Regions from separate parts of the Homo sapiens genome. Here region 1 is linked to region 2. A link is a loop called in an ENCODE intact Hi-C map of the cell type or tissue named here. Cell type or tissue: Caco-2. All regions are shown on one strand. Each heading gives the region's core, and the rest is flanking DNA. Links, peaks and the distances in the headings are about the cores only.

What was found. Peaks named below come from ENCODE experiments on the same cell type or tissue, not always from the same donor. Only the 100,000 strongest peaks of a DNase experiment are listed, where the experiment ranks them.
Region 1: it touches region 2 in a loop (5-fold over the local background); 1 of 110 quality-filtered maps calls a loop at or near these places.

Annotation. Positions count from the first base shown.
Region 1 is chr2:138,103,582-138,106,504 of GRCh38, reverse strand. LINC01832 (long intergenic non-protein coding RNA 1832) reads right to left here. Exons shown (of 3, transcript NR_135526.1): 2 at 2,285-2,370; 3 at 600-1,028. Among named protein-coding and RNA genes, the nearest start is that of LINC01832, 3.2 kb to the right of the region's middle. In Caco-2, for the core only: no CTCF peak of the experiment used is centred there; no DNase peak of the experiment used is centred there.
Region 2 is chr2:138,034,545-138,037,467 of GRCh38, reverse strand. The region is part of intron 1 of LOC107985948 (a long non-coding RNA gene); the gene reads left to right. Among named protein-coding and RNA genes, the nearest start is that of LINC01832, 66 kb to the left of the region's middle. In Caco-2, for the core only: no CTCF peak of the experiment used is centred there; a DNase peak (open chromatin) is centred at 1,487.

The sequences.
Region 1 (2,923 bases), core at 176-2,675, 69 kb before region 2:
AAAGAAACAAACAAAAGCCATGGTTTAGCCTTTGAAGGGCTAGTGCTAATCAGCAATGAATCTTAGAAGGAACCATTTGATTTTGCAGATTGTGGAGGTTAAGTTAGAAAAAAGACATTACTGAGAGAAATGATGGAGGAGATTTTGCTAAAGTAACAACACAAAAAAGTCAAGCAAATTCATAATGATGCTGGGAGGTAAAACCCATCATTACTGAAAGCACCCTTTGCACATATTGTTCTATCCACGCATTGAATTTTGGTTTAGGGGTCTCTGGTTGAGCAGAGGGTTGCTTGAGTGAGTTTAGAAGGTGGCATCTGTTTAAGTAACAGATGTCTGTGTCACCAAGGTGCTGTGTTCTCACTTTTTATATAGGGGAAATTGCTGCTGAAAGAGTTTTATTGTTTTTATGCAAATGAAAATATCATATTCTTCTCCTTAAAGGGTTTCTCTTCCTGATGTGGATCCACAACAATCACAAAGGACCCCAGCCTCTTGGACTTTTTAAAAATATATTTTGGAATCTGATAAAGTTTCTTATGCACTGCCAACTATGCATGAAATGAGATCTGGAATTGTAGACATACTTGCTCTTTTTTAACAAGGCCCCACTGGGTTGAAGCAAATTGAGCAGGGTAAGAGTCAATGCTGACCCTTCTGTGGCACCAAGAAACTGGATCTGTAGAGGCATTCACACCCCTTGAGCTAGCTCTAAGCATGGAGGGGAAGGCTTGCCTTAGGGCATAATTTTGACTTCGTTCATTTGGTTCTTGGCTTCTAGAAATTTCTGATTCCTTTTATTTTCCAGAAGAGATGAGGGAGAGTGGAGTCATCCAAAAACACCCTTCAAGTAGACACATATAATTAACTATGACAAATATTCTGGGTGATAAGATGAGAAGGAAGCAGGAAGAGCTGTATTTCTGCTCTGTAACAAAGTATGATGATTATCTTGAAGAAAAATACTTGTGCAATTATTTGAGTTTCAGGCTGAACTACTCATTTCTTTTATGGAATGTCAGTTTTATCTGAAAGTACAAAAGAGAGACAAACTATAGGAATTCAGAGTTAAGCATTTAGGATTTGCCATGAAAATGAACAACATGAGTCTTTCATTTCTAGGAAAATGACTGATGGTGTTTATTGCCAGCAGTAAAATCCAAACTTTCAAGGGAAAATTTGAATTTTGGAAAACTTGTTTCCATCACCATGAGCTTACTAGCTTCATAATATTTAGAGTGTCCTCTAATGAAATTGGTGGTTTTGATAATAAATTTGATTTTTTTGATACTGTAAAATGAAATGTGTCAGTATTCAAAAAACCTGCATAATTCAGTGAACCAATATTTTCCAAGACACCATGATGTTGCAGAATCATGCTTAGTTAAAAGATACATTCAAAGTACAAAATGGGCTAATGGATTGTAATATAACAGAGTAAGAAAAGCTTATTGATATGGTTTCAGATTCCACCCACAACTAACTTTTAAGGCACTACTACTTGTTGAGTTTTGGTGTACTATCAAAAAAGAATATCTACATTCATCTGAAAAGTCTATTAAAGTTCTTCTTACTTTTCCATCTACATATTGTTCTGAGGCCACATTTCCTTCACATATTTTTGTAAAACAACATACAGCAGATTGAGCCCAGAAGCAGATATAGAAATCTACGTATCTTTTTTTCTGTTCTTTTTTTTTTTTTGAGATGAAGTCTTGCTCTGTCACCCAAGCTGGAGTGCAGTGGCATGCAATCTTGACTCACTGCAACCTCCGCCTCCCAGGTTCCAGTGATTCTCCTGCCTCAGCCTCCCAAGTAGCTGGGACTATAGGCACGCGCCACCACACCAGGCTAATTTTTGTATTTTTAGTAGAGATGGGGTTTCACTATGTTGGCAAGGATGGTCTTGAACTCCTGACCTCGTGATCTGCCTGCCTAGGCCTCCCAAAGTGCTGGGATTACAGGCGTGAGCCACCACACCCGGCCATCTACCTATCTTTTTTGAAGCCAAACAAAAGCAGGATTCAGGCTCACAGAGGTTCTCAGAGACTAATTATTGAATTGGTTCACTTATTAAAATAAACCTAGAAGACCTTTGTCAATATTCTTTTCTTGTGGACACTGTAGAAATTAAAGTGGTTTCAGGAGCTCATGAGTAGTCTCATATTTTTCAAGAAGAAAACTAGATTCTATACCCAGGGAAGCCACGTAGTTGTGGTAAACCCAAGATTCCTAGGCATGAGTAGCCCAGTGCCAGTGAGGTCAAGTGAACATTAAGCCTTACCTAGCTCATTAAGCCCCAGCTGCACACTTCAGGACCTCAGCATATTCTCTTCAGGGTCTTGCACTCCCTCCATGCCACCAGTGTTTCTGAAATTTTTGAAATGTTTTTCATTTGTGTTTGTAGGTCAGTTAAGTCTGCTAGGAGTCTCTGTCCTGCTGCATGTAGCTCAAGGCACAGCTATATTGTCAATGCTTTCCCTCTGACTAACTAAAAACCAGATTTTTCTTTTTTAAAAATTTTGGAATCTGATGGGCTTCATGTCATTGCCTTCAAGTGGCATCATCACCGTTGCTTGAAGAATGCTGAGAGGATGTTCTTTTACTAGGAGATGGCAGTGTAGTGAGCATCGCAATAAGGATTATGAGCTATGAAATAGGAAAAGACCAGCTGCCTGTTCAAGACCTTGAGGAAAAAGGAGATGGGTGAAGGTAGCTTCAAAGTAAAACTAGGCACTGGTGGAGGCTGTGTGTAGGATCTAGCTTGGCACTTAGTGACTGGGGGAGGATGTTAGTGGGGAAGTGATGAGGTGAGGAGCTGAACTTCCACAGAGGATATGGCTAAGCTAGAAATCTGGCTTGTGAAAATGTTCTGGTAACATAAAATTTTTCAAGGAAAAATGGGTTCACATGACTTCAAGAT
Region 2 (2,923 bases), core at 272-2,771:
GTTATTGTTTCGCTGTTTTTTGTTTGTTTGTTTTTTTCATACAGAAACAAAGTTCATTACTTTGCAACATCTTCAGGCTCCAAGGAAGATCAAATTAAGCAGGTTATCTTGGTACTGTCCATTATCCCAGGCCTGCTTGCCTATCCCAGCTCTAATTGCCAGCTTTCCTGGGCAGAAATAATTCCAAGCTGCATGCTCTGCATTTTCTCCTCCTTTTTAATATCATCAGATTTGAAATAGACATACACGGCAGCAGAGTTGCTGGAAGTATTATAGAAGCCCAGTAGGAGATATTTGCATATTTATGAAAATAGTTTACCTTCTGCTATGACAATAACAAATGTTCACAGTCTCAGCAATTTGCCCACTTTATTTGAGGAAAACCAGGAGTGCATTAACAATTTAGGAAGGGCTTTTGAGGGGTAGTTACACCACTATCTTATTTTCCTTGAAGTTATCATTTCGAGGGTATTTTTTGGTGCAATTTCTAATGCAAGGAATGACCATCTTCTGACAATGATAAACAGGGAAACTTTTTCAATCATCCCCAAAATGTGCTGAGAGTTTAGGTCAGACTTTGACAAACTTAGTGTTACAGTTTATACTAGGAATTCATACCCAACAAATTTAACTTTTGCCTATTTTTCTGATAACTACTTACGATTGACTCGTCGGTCTCTTGAATTGTTTTCAGTTTTCTAAAAATATTTCTGATGATGTTAAGCAAAGAAGGATGCGAGTCTGACTCAGCAATAGTTAACTTGCAACCTTTCTCTAGAAAGAGAATAAGGATGTCAGAAAAAAAATGTTTTCAAGAAGAAAGATGAGTACGGTGCCTTTAATGACACTAAGTCTCTGTCTAGCAGCCAATATTTGTATAAGACTATTCTATCTACAAGAACAGTTTACTGTAATTTTAAAATGGCCTAAAATAAATGAGACCCAGGTGGAAGAAGCTGAATGGTATACTAGAAAGAGCAGAAGTTTTGAGGTTAGACAGACTTGGACACAAATCCCCACTGACTCACTTACTTGTAGTGGCCTTCTGGAAAACATTTTAACCTTTTTGAGCCCCCATTTTGTGAGCTGTAAAATGGGGATAATCTTGCCTAGGGTTTCATAAGTTTGAGCTGACAAAAAGAGCCTCTAGTTCTGAGCACATAGTGCTGGTAGAATGTGAGTAGGTGCTCAGTAACCTCTCTCACAGAGTATGTGTTCCATGTTTTACTATTATTTGTGTTATAGTTATCGTACAGTTTAAATGCTGTTACTTGTATTAGTTTTCTGTAGCTGCTGTGACAAATCACCACACACTTGGTGGCTTACAGTAACAAAAGTTTTTTTTCTCTTAGAGCTCTAGAGGCCAGATGTCTGAGATTAAGACATTGGCAAGCCTGTGCTCCCTCCGAAGGCTCTAGTGGAGAGCCTCTTCTTGCTCTTCAAGCTTCTGGTCACTCCATATATTCCTCAGCTTGTGGCTGCAGAGCTCTAATCTCTGTCTTTGTCTTCCTGTGCCTTTCTTCTGTTTGTCTTCTCTTGTTTTGCCTGTTTTAGAGACACTGGTCGTTGGATTTAAGGCACACCCAGATAACCCAGGCTGATATCATCTTGAAATTCTTTACTTAATGACATCCTCAAAGATTCTTTTTCCAAATAAGGGCACATTCACAAGTTCTGGAGATTGAGACATGGACATATTTTTTTGAGAAGCACCATTTAGTCCACCACACCAGTATATTGTGAAACTACCATGAGCCAACTTTCACAAGATGATTTATTTCAGTTGCTTAGCTTTAAAAAAAAAAAATTTGCGCCGTTATTAAGCTGAAGAATAACTAACTCAAAATATTGCAGAGATTAAACAAGAATTGAGAGCTTTGGGTTTTGTTGTAATAAGAACCTTATATCTTGGTATAAACTTTGATAATTTATAGCCCCACTGTCCATAGTATCTTTAACTCAGGGGATCTTTGATACTCGCCTCACACCTTTGGTTTGTTGCCTCTTGATCTTGGGATTCTCAGGCCTGTCATGAACTTTGCTCCCTGATAAGTAGCTGGATGGGTGCTGGGATTTAGACAAAAGTACAGTCATTTTCAAATCTCACTTTAAATAAATACATCAAATCCATATTTTAATCTTTCCTTTGCCTTTAAAAATAAACCAATATAGATAGAACTTTCTGACACCCTTATAAGCTAGTTTGAGATCACTCAACTCATTTGCATGGATGACCTCTACTTGAACTCATTTCTCTGGAAATAAAAGTTTAGTGCACTACTAATTCAACTTAGAAAGTAATTGGAAGACTTCAGCAAATGAGGAAAATTCTCATTTTATAGGGACTGGGGACTTAATTCAAATGAAAAAACCTTCATTGATGACATGAGTTAATTGTGCAGTTAACATAAAATAACCCTACCTAGAATTATAAAGACTCTGAAAGTATCAATTTGCAGGTATCAATGATTAAAAGATTCTTTAACAGAATATCACATTTGTTGAATTTTCTGCGTATTGTATATTAAAGAAGACAGTCAGTGACCACTAGTAAGTCTAATACTTTATATAATTTCATTTGATGGAACCCTATTACAACCTCAAAATCTAGATATAGTGTTTCTTCAGTTTCCAAGACATCATACTCTCTCTTTTGCTGAATCCTTAACTTCTACCTCTAAACGTCAGAGATCTCACAGCTCAGCCGTAAACCGTCCTATCTAGTTACATACCTCCTTGGAAATTCCATCCATTCCTCTGGCTGTTAATACTATTCACATGCTACTAATGCCCAAATACTCTATCTCTCTAAGGTTGAGTCCTATATCAATCTACCTATTTGATGTTATTACTTGGATACCTCATAGTCATGTCAAAAGTAACCTGCTGAAAATTAATTCTTTTAGGTTGGGTTCCCTAAAAG